2 separate regions of the Mus musculus genome follow, and region 1 is linked to region 2. The links are chromatin loops, found by intact Hi-C in ENCODE. Cell type or tissue: left cerebral cortex. All regions are shown on one strand. Links, peaks and the distances in the headings refer to the core of each region. The heading gives the core; the rest is flanking DNA. Region 1 overlaps Csmd3 (CUB and Sushi multiple domains 3). Region 2 overlaps Csmd3 (CUB and Sushi multiple domains 3).

Region 1 (8,203 bases), core at 1,856-6,855, 92 kb after region 2:
TCTCTTTCCCCAAGTATATTGATTCTCCTCCTCCTCTCTTTTAGTCTGCAGGAACCTGGAAGTCCTGCCTCTTTCTTTCCAGCCTGGCATTGGCTGTTGGCATCTTTATTGAATGATCAAGAACCAATTGGGGACATGTACCTTCAGTGTCAGTAATCTAGATTCCTGATTAAATCAAAGCTTCAAAACCACTCCACTCCAGGGAAGATTATTGGCTAAGCCTTCAGGACCAGAGACCTGGGACATAAGAGACTCTCAGGAATGAAAGGGAGGGACCTTAGATGAAATGCCCAACAGTAGGGAAAGGGAACTTATAGAGCCCACCTCCAGCAGGAAGACAGGTCATCAAGTGATGGATGGGGTTGCCATCTCACAGTCACATATCTGACCTATAATTGTTCCTATCAGAAAGGATTACAGGGATAGAAATGAGAGAACTCTGAGGAAAAGAAGGTCCAGTGACAGGCCCAAAGTGGGATCCAGCTCAAGGGAAGGTCACAAGGCTATGGAGCACTCACAAAAAGGGACTTGTCATGACTGCCCTCCGAAAGAGCCAACAACCAGCTGAAAGAGTCAGATACAGATATTTGCATCCAATCAATAGACAGAAGCAGCTGACCCATGTTGTTGAATTAGGGAAAGCTGAAAGAAGCCGAGGAGAAGGCCAATCCTGTAGGGAGACCAGCAGTCTCAACTAATCTGGACCCCTGAGATGTCTCAAACACTAGACCACCAGACAGAGCACACCAGCTGATATGAGGCCCCTAGCATACATACAGCAGAGGATTTCTGTCTGTGCTCTTTCAGAGATGATGCACCTAACCCTCAAGAATCTCAAGGCCCCGTGTAGTTTAGAGGTCAGGTGAAGTAGGGTTGGGGGCTTCCATGTGGAGACAGGGGTATGAGGAGGAGGTGTGGGATGTTGAGCAGACAGAGGGTGGATTGAGAGGGGCAAGGAATGGAATATGGAATGTAAAAAATAAATTATAAAAATTATTAAAAAAAAAGAATATCTGCCTGCTTGACAGAATTTGTTGAGGTATCAGTGACTCTCAGCATGGGACCAAGGGACCTCATTCTCTGAGTTTAAGGCCAGAGTAGTGAGCATCCACGATAACACATTCGTACTTTCTAAGCATATGTCCTACAAATGAATTTTCTTGCTTGGTGCAGACAATATCATTGCACCTGGATCCTGAAAATACTATTCTCATTCAGACTTCACTACATAGATCCCGGAGTTTTGGGGCCCTGTTATGACTTCCTGAGAACATTCATGAAGTTTTCATAATAATTTAGGCCTAGATCATCTTCCAATATATCCTGTGGATATGTGCCATAATTAGTAATCGTTGACAACCCAAATTTGGTTTGCAAAATAATTTGAAGCTGCTAAAACGTAGGCTCTAGCACTATTAAATTTAATGCTTATGATTTCAGCCTTACTGTGAGACAGGGAACCCTTGAATTTACATCTGTCTCCACATGTTTTCCAAAGCATAACCTCCAGCCCAGGCCTCCAGTGGCCAATAACCAGGGACCTGAACTGAACTCCACTGAATTACTTTGACTTCCAACCACGTATATTAAAGACTTTCAAGTCTTTACCTGAAGCAGAACATTTCCTGAGAGACAGGAAATGAAGAGAGAGCATCTACAAAAGGTTTTAGTGATACAATCCAAAGGAAGCTAGATTCACTTAATAGTTAGCTGCTGTGATGATAACTTTCACAGGCAAGTCCCTTCTATGTGCTCGCACATAGCTTCCATTAGGAAGCCTGCCATCCTGTCACCTAACAGGCAATGGTTTCTTTTGGACTCTAGATACTCTTTATGTAGCTGTGCTTGATTTGAGGTCTCCTAGGCTGTGCTAGAATCATCTTGTGATGAGGTAATTGGAATCCTGGAGCTTCCCAGACACCTACCTGCGGATAATTTTTGTTTCTTCTTGGACTATTTCCTCAGTTTATCCTCTAATACAGGAATAATGAGCTGTAGGGCATTACATTCGTCTTTCTGGTTTTGATTGGCTTTTTGCTGTCCTGTGGTTTGATATTCAGATCTAGGTACTTTTTCAAGTTCAGAAGTAACCTGCAGTCAGTGCAACCTTTTTTCCATTCATTACTTCTCCCTTTTTGCTACATTTTGTTATATAGGTCAATCAACAACTGAGGTGTTTCCCCAACATTCATTTCTTATGGCATTCAACAAGATCCCTTTGATGCTTAGTCCTTAGCTCTGACTGATTTTTTACTGTTTTATTTTTTAACAATAATGTACTGTTCTCCATGCATCACCATGGGAAGGATTTTTCTCCTGTCTGTTTGGTATATTATGCTATATTGTTGACTTAGTCCACCAGGGCTACGTGTAATAATGGCACTACCACCTTACTTCTACATGTCATACCTGAGGCAATCCAAGGAAACACTGAATGAATAATATATGAATATAAGAAGTGGACATTTATGTGTTATGAATAGTCTGCATTGGCTGTTATTGTTAACTGTAAACTTGTAAAACCTAAAATCACTTGGCAGATGGGCCTCTGGCAGAAAGTATTTCACATCTCTGCTTTCTAACTTTAATGTTATGTTAAAAGCTGCTTCAAATACCCTGTTGCTTTGACTCCCTTTCCGTGAGAGAGGTTATATTTAAACTATGGGCCAGAATAATCACTTTCTCCTGAGTGCTTTTCTCAGAATATTTCATCACAACAGGATGAGAACTAAGAGAGATGGATGTAGCAATACAGCATCTAATTTATATCAACTTCAATTTCTAGAAGGGTGAAGGAGAAAGAATGAAGAGATGACTAATTTCCCAAAGTTAATAAAAGTCACAAGCATATAAAAGGATAATTTATTACAAACAGGATGTATAAGTGCCTGTGTACTCCATTTTGAAAATAACCAGACTATTAACAAAACGATTGAACAAAAGCTTCATAAATGTGTGTTTAAGTAAAACACTGGGAGGAGAGGAAGGGCAGATTCTGGGTCGTAAAGTGAATGAATAAGTAAATGTAATTTTAAAAAGAGATACAAGTTATAAAAGAAAACAAATTTGGCAGAAGGAAGTTACAATATCTAAAATAAAACATGTCCACTCCCAGGAAAGCCTACCTTTGATTAACTTAATGCTGATTAGTCAAAGGCTTTAATTACCTCTGCAGTATCCACTGAGGTTTCCTCTGTGAAATAAACTAATCAGGAGATGCACTTTGCCTTTACTTAGGCATTGTCCTAAGTAATATGGAAGGAATTATATTGCCTACCTAAAAAAGGAAATTGATTTTTGAGAACTGAATATTCTACCAAATGCTTCCTCCATGGTTTCTCTAAAAGGCAGTTTTCAAACTAGTGAGGTTGGTAGAAAATGTCAAAACATTTCCAAGTTTTACACAACACAAATCTCCCAAAAGATTTTATCACATTATGCAATGCAGCTGATAAATATAAAGCTAATCTGAACTAGCAAACCTGGTTCAGAAGTTTAAGATATTTAATGGTAGGTCTAAAATTCTAATTTTAATTAGTTTGTTTTTTTTTCCACCTGAGCAAGGCCTGAACTGCAAAGAACCAAATCTACTTTTTTATTTACAAATAGAGACATACTTCCTCCAGCAAGTGAACACCTCCTACGTGTATCTGAGCAGCATCAATAACTCAGGACCACAATTCCAACGTCTCAGCCTATAGTTGAGATCATCATTTAAACATCTTTTGACAGTCTGAATTGAATAAAATGAATGATATATAAGTATAGATAAATAAAACTTTAATTCTAAGCAAAAACATTAAAATGTGATTGTATAAACTATACACTTTTTTACACATTTTACATATGCTGTAGTTGAATTTGAAAACATCTTCTTTACCCTTTTCTAGAAATGTTAGGCAGTTCTGACAATTATTCCCATATACAGAGATATTAATACCATATTATTTATTAATATGTATTGAAGGCTTGGTTGTAGTTAAACACATTTATGCAACTTTTTCTGCACAGAATTACTTTGTTTTTCTCTGTGATGTAAAATACTTCATTTCAATTTAACTATAGTTTGAAATGACTATGGAAATAGTGTATAAGATGTTTTTGTAAAAATCAATTCCAAATTATCTGCTATATTCTAATGTGTCTCTCAAATTATATTTCTTCAGTTGTGTGAATATGTTTTACTATGCTTGAAGGATTCTGCTAGTAAACGTAAAATACACCGGTAACACTAAATATACTCATTGAGATTCAAATTTGGCTCTCACATTTTTCAGCTTTATGAGTTAAGGGAAATGGCATACATTTTTCCTCTGTTAGTTTATAAAAAAAAAAGTATGTGGAAATGTGTGGAAAATTACTCTCTCCCACATGTACTTTTTATAAAGCCATCCCAAAGTGGATTTGCATTAATCATGCTTAAAATCAAAATGAGTGTTCTATAAACAGAAATCATGTCATTTCTTTGAAAATTTAATACAGAAGTTAAAATATAGCAAATGAAAACTGAGTGACTTATATAGTCACTGAGCTTGGATACTTTGGTGAGATCTTCTGCCATAAGGTGATATTCATAGATAGTCTCATATTATTTTTAATTTTCTGCCATAAATTTTAAATTTTTGGTTTTCATTACATAATTCAACATACTTAAGGTGTTTGTTTTTATTTACCACTAGGTCATCCAGATAAACTTTGAAGAATTTGATTTGGAGATTGGCTATGACACGTTGACTATTGGTGATGGAGGTGAAGTTGGAGACCCAAGGACTGTGCTTCAGGTGTAAGTAGTATGTCACAGCTGTCACAGTGTATCAATAGAGCCATAAAAGTATTAAGCTGAGCTAGGCACTAGTGGGGTGCATGCTTTTAATTCAAGTACTGAGGAGGCAGAGGCAGGCAGATTTCTGAGTTTGAACCAGCCTGAATTTACAGACAGAATTCCAAGAGTGAAGTCTATACAGAGAAACCCAATTTTGAAAAACAACAACAAAACAAAACAATAGTAAATAAACAGACAAAACATGAAGAAATAAAAATTACAAAGCTGAAAGCTATAATATACCCAGAGGAGAACCTCATATAGACCAGTGTAGTCTCTGTGATATTTGTTTCTCTTGGTAGCATTTTTAACATCAAAGGAGAAAGGAATAACAGGAACAGGAAGAAAATACTTTATCAAGTGTAGTTAAAATCCTGTTTTCTACTCTATTGGAGGTCACACTTGTAACCAATGTTAATTATCTTGCACCCAATGAATGTGATCAAGGAGCAGATGAAGGGAGACCACTTTATCAGGACCATTAAGTGAATGGACCAGACTCACAACTAATTATGAGAAAATTGAGGCTAAGGACAGCTGGGTGATAGAAGTCTGGATAAAGAATAAAAACTGTGGGTTGTGCTCTTATATCCCCAGTAAGTACTCATGTGGAGCAAGTTGTTATGCAACAAAGGCAGAGCTTTTTATTGCATTCTTCTTAGAAGAGTAAAATAAATATTTTACAAGCTTTCTGTTCTCACAACTCAGTTCTCTACTGTCTTTGTGAGTTTGTGTAGTGCATGGTCTTCATCTCTTCCTATATTTTCCTTATTCTGAGAACTAGCATCAATATTTAAAAATCGTGCATGAAAACATACTTTATTAGGTTTTCTTCTGTCTACCATCAGTAAATACTCCTTTTATAAACAAAATTGTACTTCTGAGGAAATATTATTCATTCCCTCTATTAAAATGGACATTAACATAACTTTGTTGGTGTCCACAGCTAAGTCATCTAAAAGAAGATTGCTAACTGGCTAACAGATTTTGCATTAAAAAAAACTATTTCAACTAAAAAATTTTGATTAAAGAACTTACTGCTTTTTTAAAATTATCAATTAAATAGCATTCTATACTATTCTCATTTTCCTTTCAGTTTCTCTCATATACACTGCTCCTTCTCAAGTTCATGCCTTGTTTGCTTTTAACTTTGATGTTAAATATATGTCTTATTGTTGTATGATTTCAGGGCAGACCACTTAGATGAGAAATTGGGAGGGTTTTCCCTGTGGAAGATGTAGCCTTCCACTCTCAGCATTCCTTATGTGCCTGTAGTTCTCTCTTTAGGTATGGGGACTGAAAATATTTACTCCTCCCACGATAACATGTGTACTAGTATTGATATTGTTATATACTATGTAATAGACATACTACATTAGGGTGTCATGAGTGTTGGTTCCCTGTCATTTCTAGAATATATAAACTCACAGCAGACTTAGTGGTTTTCTGTCTGGCTCTCAATAATCTTTTCTTCACGTTCATGATGTTCCCTGAGCCATTGATACAGGAGTTCTGTTGCAGATGCATACACTGTAGTTATGCACTCCATGGTCATTTGTTCTCTGCATTTGACACATGTTAGTTTTCTGCAACATTAACAATCTCTAAAATGTGAAGCTTCCTTGATTAGAGATGAGAACAATACTTACCTGTGCATATAAGGACACTTATTTACAATGCAGTTAGGGATTATACTAGTTTATAAAAGTTGTATGCACGGGTTTTTCTTTAAGATTCATGACCTCTCTAGACACAGGAAATTGACTAGATTTCTAATACCAGGCATTTCCTGTTGAATGAAGGTCAGGTGGGGTAAAGGAGTGGGGGCCGAGGAGGTATGGGAGGTGGAACAGTCGGAGGGTGGACGGGGAAGAATAAAAATTAATTAATTATTAATTTTTAAAAATCCAGTTAGGCAGCTCTTAGCCACTACCCAGATAGGCTTCAAAGCTGGATATAGCTATTGATTGCTTCCTTCTTTTAGCATCATGTATAGTACCTACTTCTGGTACCATGAAACCCAGTTCTCATTGAAGAGGCTTTAAAGTCACATCCATGTTTAATCCCCCAATTCTTATATTCACAGAGCATGGTGTCTTCAGCAACAGGGACTTGCCTTCTACCTCTGGAATATAAACATGGACAACAGTAGTATTCTAAATTTTTTTTTTAGTTTTTTTAAAATTTCCCTGACCAATAACTTTAAAACAGCATTCTTCATACCTAGTACTGGAGTTTCCTTATTTAATCTATGGCCTTTGGTGGTGGATCATTGTCAGCCAAATAATGTCATGTATAGATGACATTATTATATATTATTATATATTAAGTACAAGTACATAAACACCTCTCTATATAAATTAACATATAGACTTAGATATTCATACCTACATTTATATAAAAAATGAACACACAAAAGCATATGAACATATGCACATGAATACATTATAAACATATATATTTATATATGAATACATATTCCTATAGACCTCTAAATCCATAGCCACATACACAAGTGCACATACACATGCAGCTCTACAATGCACATATACACATGTACACACATGTACACACGGTCACATGCATTCACAAATTAACCAAGTCCAAGTCATCTTCTGTCAATAACACATTAAAACAAAGACACAAAAAAAGACGGGAGTGAAAGAAAGAAAGAAAGAAAGAAAGAGAGAGAGAGAGAGAGAGAGAGAGAGAGAGAGAGAGAGAGGAATAAAATTACTACAGCCATTGTCTTTTGTGTCCAAAATTGGATTAATATGATGTCATCCAAGTCCCTTTAGTATAATGACAAATATATGCTTTTGGTGCTCAGAATTACTTTAGTTTAAAATTTAAGAACACTCTCTATTCAATTTTGATTATTTATCACAAATATTAAATTTATAGAATACTCACCTTTTGTAGAGCTTCATTCTTATTTTGTGTTTATAAATTATGAAAAGATTGGTAATTTCAATGGAACAAAACCAATTTCTTCTGTTTTCTTCAATTTTTTACTAGATATTTTCTTCATTTACATTTCAAATGCTATCCCAAAAGTTCCCTATACCCTCCCCCAGCCCTGCTCCCCTACCCACCCACTCTACTTCTTGGCCCTGGAGTTCCTCTGTACTGGGGCATATAAAGTTTGCAAGACCAAGGGGCCTCTCTTCCCAGTGATGGCTGACTAGGCCATCTTCTCCTACATATGCAGCTAGAGACACAAGCTCTGGGGGTACTGGTTAGTTCATACTGTTGTTCCACCTATAGGGTTGCAGACCCCTTCAGCTCCTTGGGCGCTTTCTCTAGCTTCTCCACTGGGGGCCCTGTGTTCCATCTTATAGATGACTGTGAGCATCCACTTCTGTATTTGCCAGGCACTGG
Region 2 (8,203 bases), core at 1,156-6,155:
GTGGTTCTTTCCTTTCAGTTTTTTTTATATTGTGGAATACATTTATTAATTTTTATATTTTTTATCATCTCTGCATCATTGGGATGAAGGTTGTGTGATAGGGTAGATTATCTTTTAGATATGTTCTTGGATTTTGTTTTAAAGCAGTTTTTTTAAGGAATCATATTCTTCTCCTTTTTTATTAGATATTTTCTTTATATACATTTCAAATGCTATCCTGAAAGTTCCCTATACCCTCCCCCCACCCTGCTCCCCTACCCACCCACTCCCGCTTCTTGGTCCTGGCATTCCCCTGTACTGGGGCATATAAAGTTTGCAATAGCAAGGGGGCCTCTCTTCCCATTGATGGCCGACTAGGCCATCTTAAAATATTTTATTGAGTATTTTTATATCTATGTCCATGAGAAAAAATAATCAATAATTCCTTCTTTACTGAGTCTTTATATGGTTTATGTATCAGGACAACTGTAGCCTCATAAAATACATTAGGCAATGCTCCTTCTATTCTCTTTCCTGGATCTGGAGTATTGGCTTTAACACTTCTTTGAATACATGGTAGAATTCTATGGTAAAACCATCTACCCCTGAGCTCTTTTAGCTTGGGAGAATTTTAATGACTGTTTATATTTCTATAGGAGTTAAAGGTCTATTTGAATTGTTAAACTGATTTTGACTAGACTTTGGTATATAGTACCTATCAGGAAAAATATCTATTTCCATTAGATTTTATAATTTGTTTGAATACAGTTTTTTTAAAGTATATTCATAGACAATATCTAATTTTGTGACATGTAACCAAACTCTTCAACATGTAAACATACATTATAACTTGGTTCTACAGAGAAGAGAGAACATTGTATTTGTCTAGCCATATGCATTTTTGAGCCAATTTTGAAATTTTCTATTCATGCATGCTGATGCTAGTTCCTTGTTATTGTGAATAGTATAGCAATAAATAGATGTGCAACCATATCTATATTAAGTTATAAGTAGGTTGCATATTCACTCAGGTAGGGAATATTGGTCATTTGGTAATTATACTTTTAGAATTTGGAGAAATGTCTGATTTCATTCTTGCCAATGAACATATTTATAGAAGATTCATCTTTACTTTTAATGCATAACTATATATGTTGTATGTTTCATTTATTTCTTAAAATTTATTACAAATTTGGCCTATTGAATAGAGTCTATAGATGTAGAGCTTATCACCACATTCTGTCTTTCTAAAAGATATTTCTTATGTTTGGTCAATTGTAGCCTTGGATCCACTGTGCAGTTCTCCTGTGATGAAGATTATGTCCTACAGGGAGCAAAAAGCATTACTTGTCAAAGGATAGCTGAAGTGTTTGCTGCTTGGAGTGACCACAGGCCTGTATGTAAAGGTAAAGAAAAGTATTATAATAGGATATTCTGTGAAGATACAGTGATGCTTATTTTTTTTAATTTGCTCAGCATTAAAAATAAACTTTAATATATACTCTTTGAATTATCATTATCCTTGTGTTTTTAACAAATTTAGAGAGGCTTGGGACCACTGTGTTTTTAATCTAAAGAGTTTTCAAATTAATAATCCTAGAGATTACAGCTGAATCTGAACACATTTAATAACAAGCATTAGAAATGGATATTTTAAACCAAATTCCAACTTCACTTGTAGAACTTATCACTTTATAGTGGTGAGGGCTATCACTGGGAATAAAAGCTCAGTTTAACTGAATTTAACCTAAAGCCAAGTAATAATTGTTTACAATTTATACATTACTAGTTATCACAAAGTATATCCTCATTCTCCTTTCTCTCCAGGTCTCTCTCTCTCTCTCTCTCTCTCTCTCTCTCTCTCTCTCTCTCTCTCTCTCTCTCTCTCTCTCTCTGTGTGTGTGTGTGTGTGTGTGTTTATGTTTGCTGCTTGGAGTGACCACAGGCCTGTATGTAAAGGTAAAGAAAAGTATTATAATAGGATATTCTGTGAAGATACAGTGATGCTTATTTTTTTTAATTTGCTCAGCATTAAAAATAAACTTTAATATATACTCTTTGAATTATCATTATCCTTGTGTTTTTAACAAATTTAGAGAGGCTTGGGACCACTGTGTTTTTAATCTAAAGAGTTTTCAAATTAATAATCCTAGAGATTACAGCTGAATCTGAACACATTTAATAACAAGCATTAGAAATTGTCTTTCATCTTTGTAAATACTTCAATTACTTTTGCTATGTAAGTGAAATGGATATTTTAAACCAAATTCCAACTTCACTTGTAGAACTTATCACTTTATAGTGGTGAGGGCTATCACTGGGAATAAAAACTCAGTTTAACTGAATTTAACCTAAAGCCAAGTAATAATTGGTTACAATTTATACATTACTAGTTATCACAAAGTATATCCTCATTCTCCTTTCTCTCCAGGTCTCTCTCTCTCTCTCTCTCTCTCTCTCTCTCTCTCTCTCTCTCTCTCTCTCTCTGTGTGTGTGTGTGTGTGTGTTTATGTGACTGTGTGCTTATATGTGTTTATCTTTGTTCTTACTCCAACTTCTAACATAATTCTTCAAATAAATTATTTCTGTAAAATGAAAGGGCACTTCCTTTTCTATTTTTATCAAATTATGGTTGAAAATTTAATTGACACTATTAACAAATCTTTGTGTGTTATAACATATACATATATAAACATGCTACACACACACACACACACACACACACACACACACATATATATATATATATATATATATATATATGAAAAATATTTTGAAGGAAAAGTGGTCTTTAATATCTAGAGAATAAATGAAGTGAAGCCAAAGTAGCCAGATTAGAATACTTCATCATTTCAGAGGTAAGCTCATATGCATTAAAGTACGTTTATTACAATTGTTTTCAGACTCCAGTGACCTCTTATGGTGTAACACAGTACATTCTGATAGCTCATACAGTTGGCTTATAGAATCCATACCATAAGTTTTAGACACTGAAACTAATGGACTGATATACTTCGATATAAACCACAATGCTTGCAAGAACCACACCACAAGGATGAGCATATTCACATATAGCAAGTACTTAGAGTTTATGCACATAGAAATAAAACCTACTTCTCAAACTCAAACACTAGGTCCTGTGTTTTAACAGAGCATCAAAATAACTATGATTTCATTGAAGACAAGGTCTGAATATCATTACACAATGTTATCTCTTTTTTTAGCTTCTATATTGTCGAACACTCTCCCTACCTTCTGACTGCCTCTTTGCCATCTGGTTTGCTTGTTCCTTTTCCTCTTTTTAAAACCTGACTGCTAACTGAAAAACTGTTCTACCCACACTCCACCCCTCCTCTTTTGTCCTAGCTCCCACACCCACTACATTTCTTCAAATAAAAAATTCTTACAAAATTATACAAGCACTCTTTATTATAAACTTTTACTTTTGAGACAAGGTCTTGCTATATATATACCCAACTGACCTCAAACTTATTTACACCAGGCTACACTCTCATTGATATATTAATCCCTTGTGTTGATCCCTCTAATTTGGCAGTTGCAAGTGTTTATAAGTATGAGCTACAAACCTTTATGAAGCTCTATTTTGAATTCACCTTTTCCATTTCTATTGCTTGATTGTGTATCTGTGATTACTTATAATTGCTACATTTCTGCATTTCTTAGCATATCAGTTGTAACTTTTTAGTTCTTACTGGGAGCCTTTTTTAAGTCACCACACCCAGGGGATTCTTCTTAGATATAATGAGAAAGATGTCAGAATAGAGAAGGGGCATATGTACTAGGTACTATAAAGAGAAAAGATATTTCAGGATTGGCTAGATATAGAAGTAAAATGTAATAAGAAAGGATTAAAAATGATATTCAAGTGTATATGAATAGAACAATCTTGTGTTGTTAATAAATATGAAGGAGCTGAAAATGGAGTTATGTGGGAGGGAATCCACAGTTACTACAACATTGTCACTGCTATTTTTAGCATTCACTATGTGCCAGGCATTATGTTAACAACTGCATATACTTTGTCTCATTTGCTTCTCCAAAAAAAACTTGATGGAGACATTACCATCTCCATTTTAGAAGTGAAAAGCATAAGGCTGAGAGCAATGCAGCTTTCCAAATCTTAAATGACTGCAACGTTTTGTTTAGAGGATTCTTATAAGACGGGGAGGAAAAGCCAGATTTCAGAGCATCAAAAAGGGAAACACAAAGAAAAAAATATAAAACACAAAGTAGTGCACTGTACTCACTTGGTAATTTTGGACCCGTATTGATTTAATTCCTCTTATCATTTTTATTTTAAAGTTTTATAAGATGGTATGTAATATAATAACACTAAAAGTACTTTATTAGTACAATGAAAATTATAGACTTTTTTTGGTTGAATGACAAATGAGTTTATTTTTGCTAAAAATACTACAACAACTATTCTATATTTTGAACTTATTGTTCAGATTTTTTAATTGGGTATTTATTTCATTTACATTTCCAATGCTATCGTAAAAGTCCCCCACACGCTTCCCCACCCACTCCCCCACCCTCCCACTCCCACTTCTTGGCCCTGGCGTCCCCCTGTACTGAGGCATCTAAGGTTTGCAGGACCAATGGGCCTTTCTTTTCACTGATGGCTGACTAGGCCATCTTCTGATTCTATGCAGCTAGAGACATGATATCTGGGGGCGGGGGGGGAGGTATTGGTTAGTTCATATTGTTGTTCCACCTATAGGATTGCAGATCCCTTCAGCTCCTTGGGTACTTTCTCTAGCTCCTCCATTGGGGGCCCTGTGTTCCATCCAATAGCTGACTGTGAGCATCCATTTCTGTGTTTGCCAGGCCCCGGCATAGTCACACAAGAGACAGCCATCAAGAGTTAAATACATCATAGAGTTTCCATTGCTGTGAAGAGAAACCATAACCAACACAAGTCTTATAAATTACTACATTTAACTTGGACTGACTTACAGTTTCAGAGGTTTATTTAGTTTATCACTGTCACAGAAGGAAGCATTGTAGCATCCAGGCATACATGGTACTGGAGGAGCCAAGATTTCTATACTTGATTAAAGGGCTGGAGAAATGGCTCAGCAGTTAAGAGCACTGACTGCTCTTCTAGAGGTCCTGAGATCAAGTCCCAGTAACCACGTGGTGCCTCACAACGATCTGTAATGGGATCAGATGCCCTCTTCTGGTGTGTCTGAAGACAGCAACATTCATTTAATATAAATTAAATGAATAAGTAAATCTTAAAAAAAAAAAAAAAAAGGAACCAGCATCAAACTTGTTTATGCCCGACATCTTGGAAAAACAAAACCAACCAACCAAACAAACAAACAAACAAAAACAAAAGCAACAGAGAAGAGACTGTAATCCATGGGCTGCCAAGAGGTAAGTAGCATTCCATGCTGGGTAGACTTGAAGCATAGAGACCTCAAAACCCCACCTCCATAGTGACACACTTTTTCTAACAATGCAATACTTCTTCTTATAAGCCACTCCTCATAATAGTGCCACTTCCCATGGGACAAAGATATGTAAACCACAACATACTTCTAGGTACAAAGATATATATTCATAGTCCAATCATTTAGGTGGTAGGGGCAAGGTGGTGAATAGTTCAAAATCATTGTCAGCTAACTGGGAAGATCTAAGCCAACTTAGGCTATATGATATTCTATCTTAAAACTGTAATAAAAGTTAGATAAGACTAAATAAGTGTTTTCACATAACAGTGTGTTAATTTTTAAACAAAAATGATACTCTACTGTGTAAAGTATTATAGTTGCCAAACATACAGATATATTGACTTTCATGTATACAACCATCATACAAGCATACACAGAATGTTGTTTTAACATATGCATACAACAAGGACACCAAAAAAGCATTAAATCCTAAGACATGTTAAAGCACTTTGTGAAACAAATACAGAATATCCTGTTTCATGGGATCTATCAGTATTCTGTGCTGGCCAACACTCAAGATTAAATTACAGCTATAAAAAATTATTATGGCTTGTAAGTTATGTGTTTCAAGTATCCTAAAGTTTCCTAATCTTCCTATGTACATTTTTCATAAAAAACAATGTTAAAAGGCTTGATTTAATCCAGCAAATTATATTAATGTTCACATGGGAACAAAAGCAAACACACGGAGTTAGCACCAAATTATGGAATTTAAGATCTATGTATAAAGCAAAACAGGATGATAAACCTTTTTCTTTTATTCAAGATATTTCTTTCATAAAACTGGATGAACCATGTTGATTAAAGATTGTTCTAAGACGGAAATTACCTGTTCTGTCATTTTTCATAAATGTTACAGTTGCGCACTCATTGCAATGTCCAGAGTGTTTTTTAAATGTTAATTCTGCTTCTCTTGGATTCTAACATACATCCTAGTATCACATATATCTTTAGGAATATGTATTCTACCATTGTCGACTGGGACATATAAAAAACGTATGTATTCAAAAGTCATCTATTGCTACTATTCCATTGTAACTTACCTTATTTCTGCAAATCTTTACCATATGTACAAAGATTTACCTGCTTATTTCTTGCAAGGCACACATGTGTATGGCTTATAAGCCATTAGTTGCTACTAGAAACCACTTGCCTTGGTTCTGGGAATAGTAATGGAGAGAACCTGCTGACATAGTAATTGAAGTTTTAAAATGACTATCCACTGTGCGTCTGAATGAAGAGCTGTTCTCAAGTCTCATGGGTGCTTGGACAGAATAAATATGCTTTTGTTCTAGAGAGTGCCGTAAATAGCACTATTAGTGTACTGTGCCTTTGAGAAATCATTAATATAGTTGCTGTCCTCAAATTGTATGGTTGAGCAATCAGGAAATTGTTATTTTTAAAGGGACATAATTTCACATGGAAAATGGCAAATTATAAACTAAATTATTACTAAAAGATAGTAATAATTAACATAACTGTGCAAAATTAAATATCATTTTCTAAATTAGGTATACATATATATAAAGTATTTGCTTTTTTAAAATTATGAAAAAACTGTTTTATTTGAATATACAGTGGATCCACAAAATGAAGCTTATGCATATTATCAGCTTTTACAATGATTGGCATACTTATTTGTGATTTCTGCATATTTAATAAGTGATAATTGTGGGGAGAACTGTAATACTATTAATTTTAAAACATTTAACAAATTTCATAATAGTACCCTGAACAAATTATTTTGGTGTGCCAAATCAGTATTCATTGGGTGGCTCCAAATAGCCAAGAGTTTTGAGTTTTACAATACAGTGTTATGCACTTGTGAGAATAGTGGAGGAGGTGGGTGGCTCAGAGAAGACAGGACAAAAACGTCAAGGGAAAGCAGAAGTCCTGTGTGTTGACTTACAAACCACAATACCACTTCTTAATTACTATATCCAATCTTTCCATAAATTATCTATCCATTAAGTTATTAATTTATTAATCATTTTATTCAACACTAAGCATGAGTGATTATGGTAAATTCTATGCTATATGTGATACAGAATATAGAAATTACTATTATTTTGCATTAATGGCAAATCATACTCACAAATCTAAGAAATACGCAGTAGACTATGTTAAAATACCAGGGACAATGATTTGCAATTTTATTTGAGAAAGATTGAAATAATATTGTATGTTAACCAGGCAAAAATATTATGTAAGTCATTTTAAAAATGGGAAATATACCATAATAAAATTCACAATGTGAGTAACAGCTCTAGGGCATGAGGTGGAGAAAGATGACTATTTTACTTTTGTAAATTTTGTAAATATATAGGGAGTAAATAGAGATAACAAAATTATATTATAGATCTATGTAAAGTTTGTATGGAAGCCTCCTGACTATGAGTGTTCTATCATCATACTACTGTAACAAGTTCAAGGTTTTCCATTTGGACTACATACAATATAGCAACATGTAGCAATTAAGTTCAGTGTGCAAAGAAACTGATTCTCTTTTGTATTGGAAATTTAAAAAAAATGCTGTATTCAATTCTATAAATTATTTCACGTCACATTCAGAATGAATGTTTTTTAGATGTTAATACACTGTCCACTTAAAAGGGTCCTATGATATCACTATTATGTCATTAAAACAGTTATACCCAAACTGAAATTCTGCAGAAAAGTTCTGTAAGACATCAAGCTGTGAAAATCCTCCTTCTACTAGAGGTTGCCAATCTTCTGACTACCAA

What was found. Peaks named below come from ENCODE experiments on the same cell type or tissue, not always from the same donor. Only the 100,000 strongest peaks of a DNase experiment are listed, where the experiment ranks them.
Region 1: a loop joins it to region 2, with 11 times the contacts of the local background. A loop is called at or near these places in 3 of 42 quality-filtered maps.

What each region holds. Positions count from the first base shown.
Region 1 is chr15:48,157,604-48,165,806 of GRCm38, reverse strand. It overlaps Csmd3 (CUB and Sushi multiple domains 3), which reads left to right. Exons shown (of 71, transcript NM_001081391.2): 12 at 4,680-4,783. It also overlaps the pseudogene Gm18742. Among named protein-coding and RNA genes, the nearest start is that of Gm23530, 360 kb to the right of the region's middle. In left cerebral cortex, for the core only: no CTCF peak of the experiment used is centred there; DNase peaks (open chromatin) are centred at 2,563 and 4,360; H3K27ac peaks cover 373 bases.
Region 2 is chr15:48,248,707-48,256,909 of GRCm38, reverse strand. It overlaps Csmd3 (CUB and Sushi multiple domains 3), which reads left to right. Exons shown (of 71, transcript NM_001081391.2): 10 at 1,261-1,385. Among named protein-coding and RNA genes, the nearest start is that of Gm23530, 450 kb to the right of the region's middle. In left cerebral cortex, for the core only: a CTCF peak has its summit at 5,214 (motif pointing left); DNase peaks (open chromatin) are centred at 3,265 and 4,051; H3K27ac peaks cover 1,324 bases.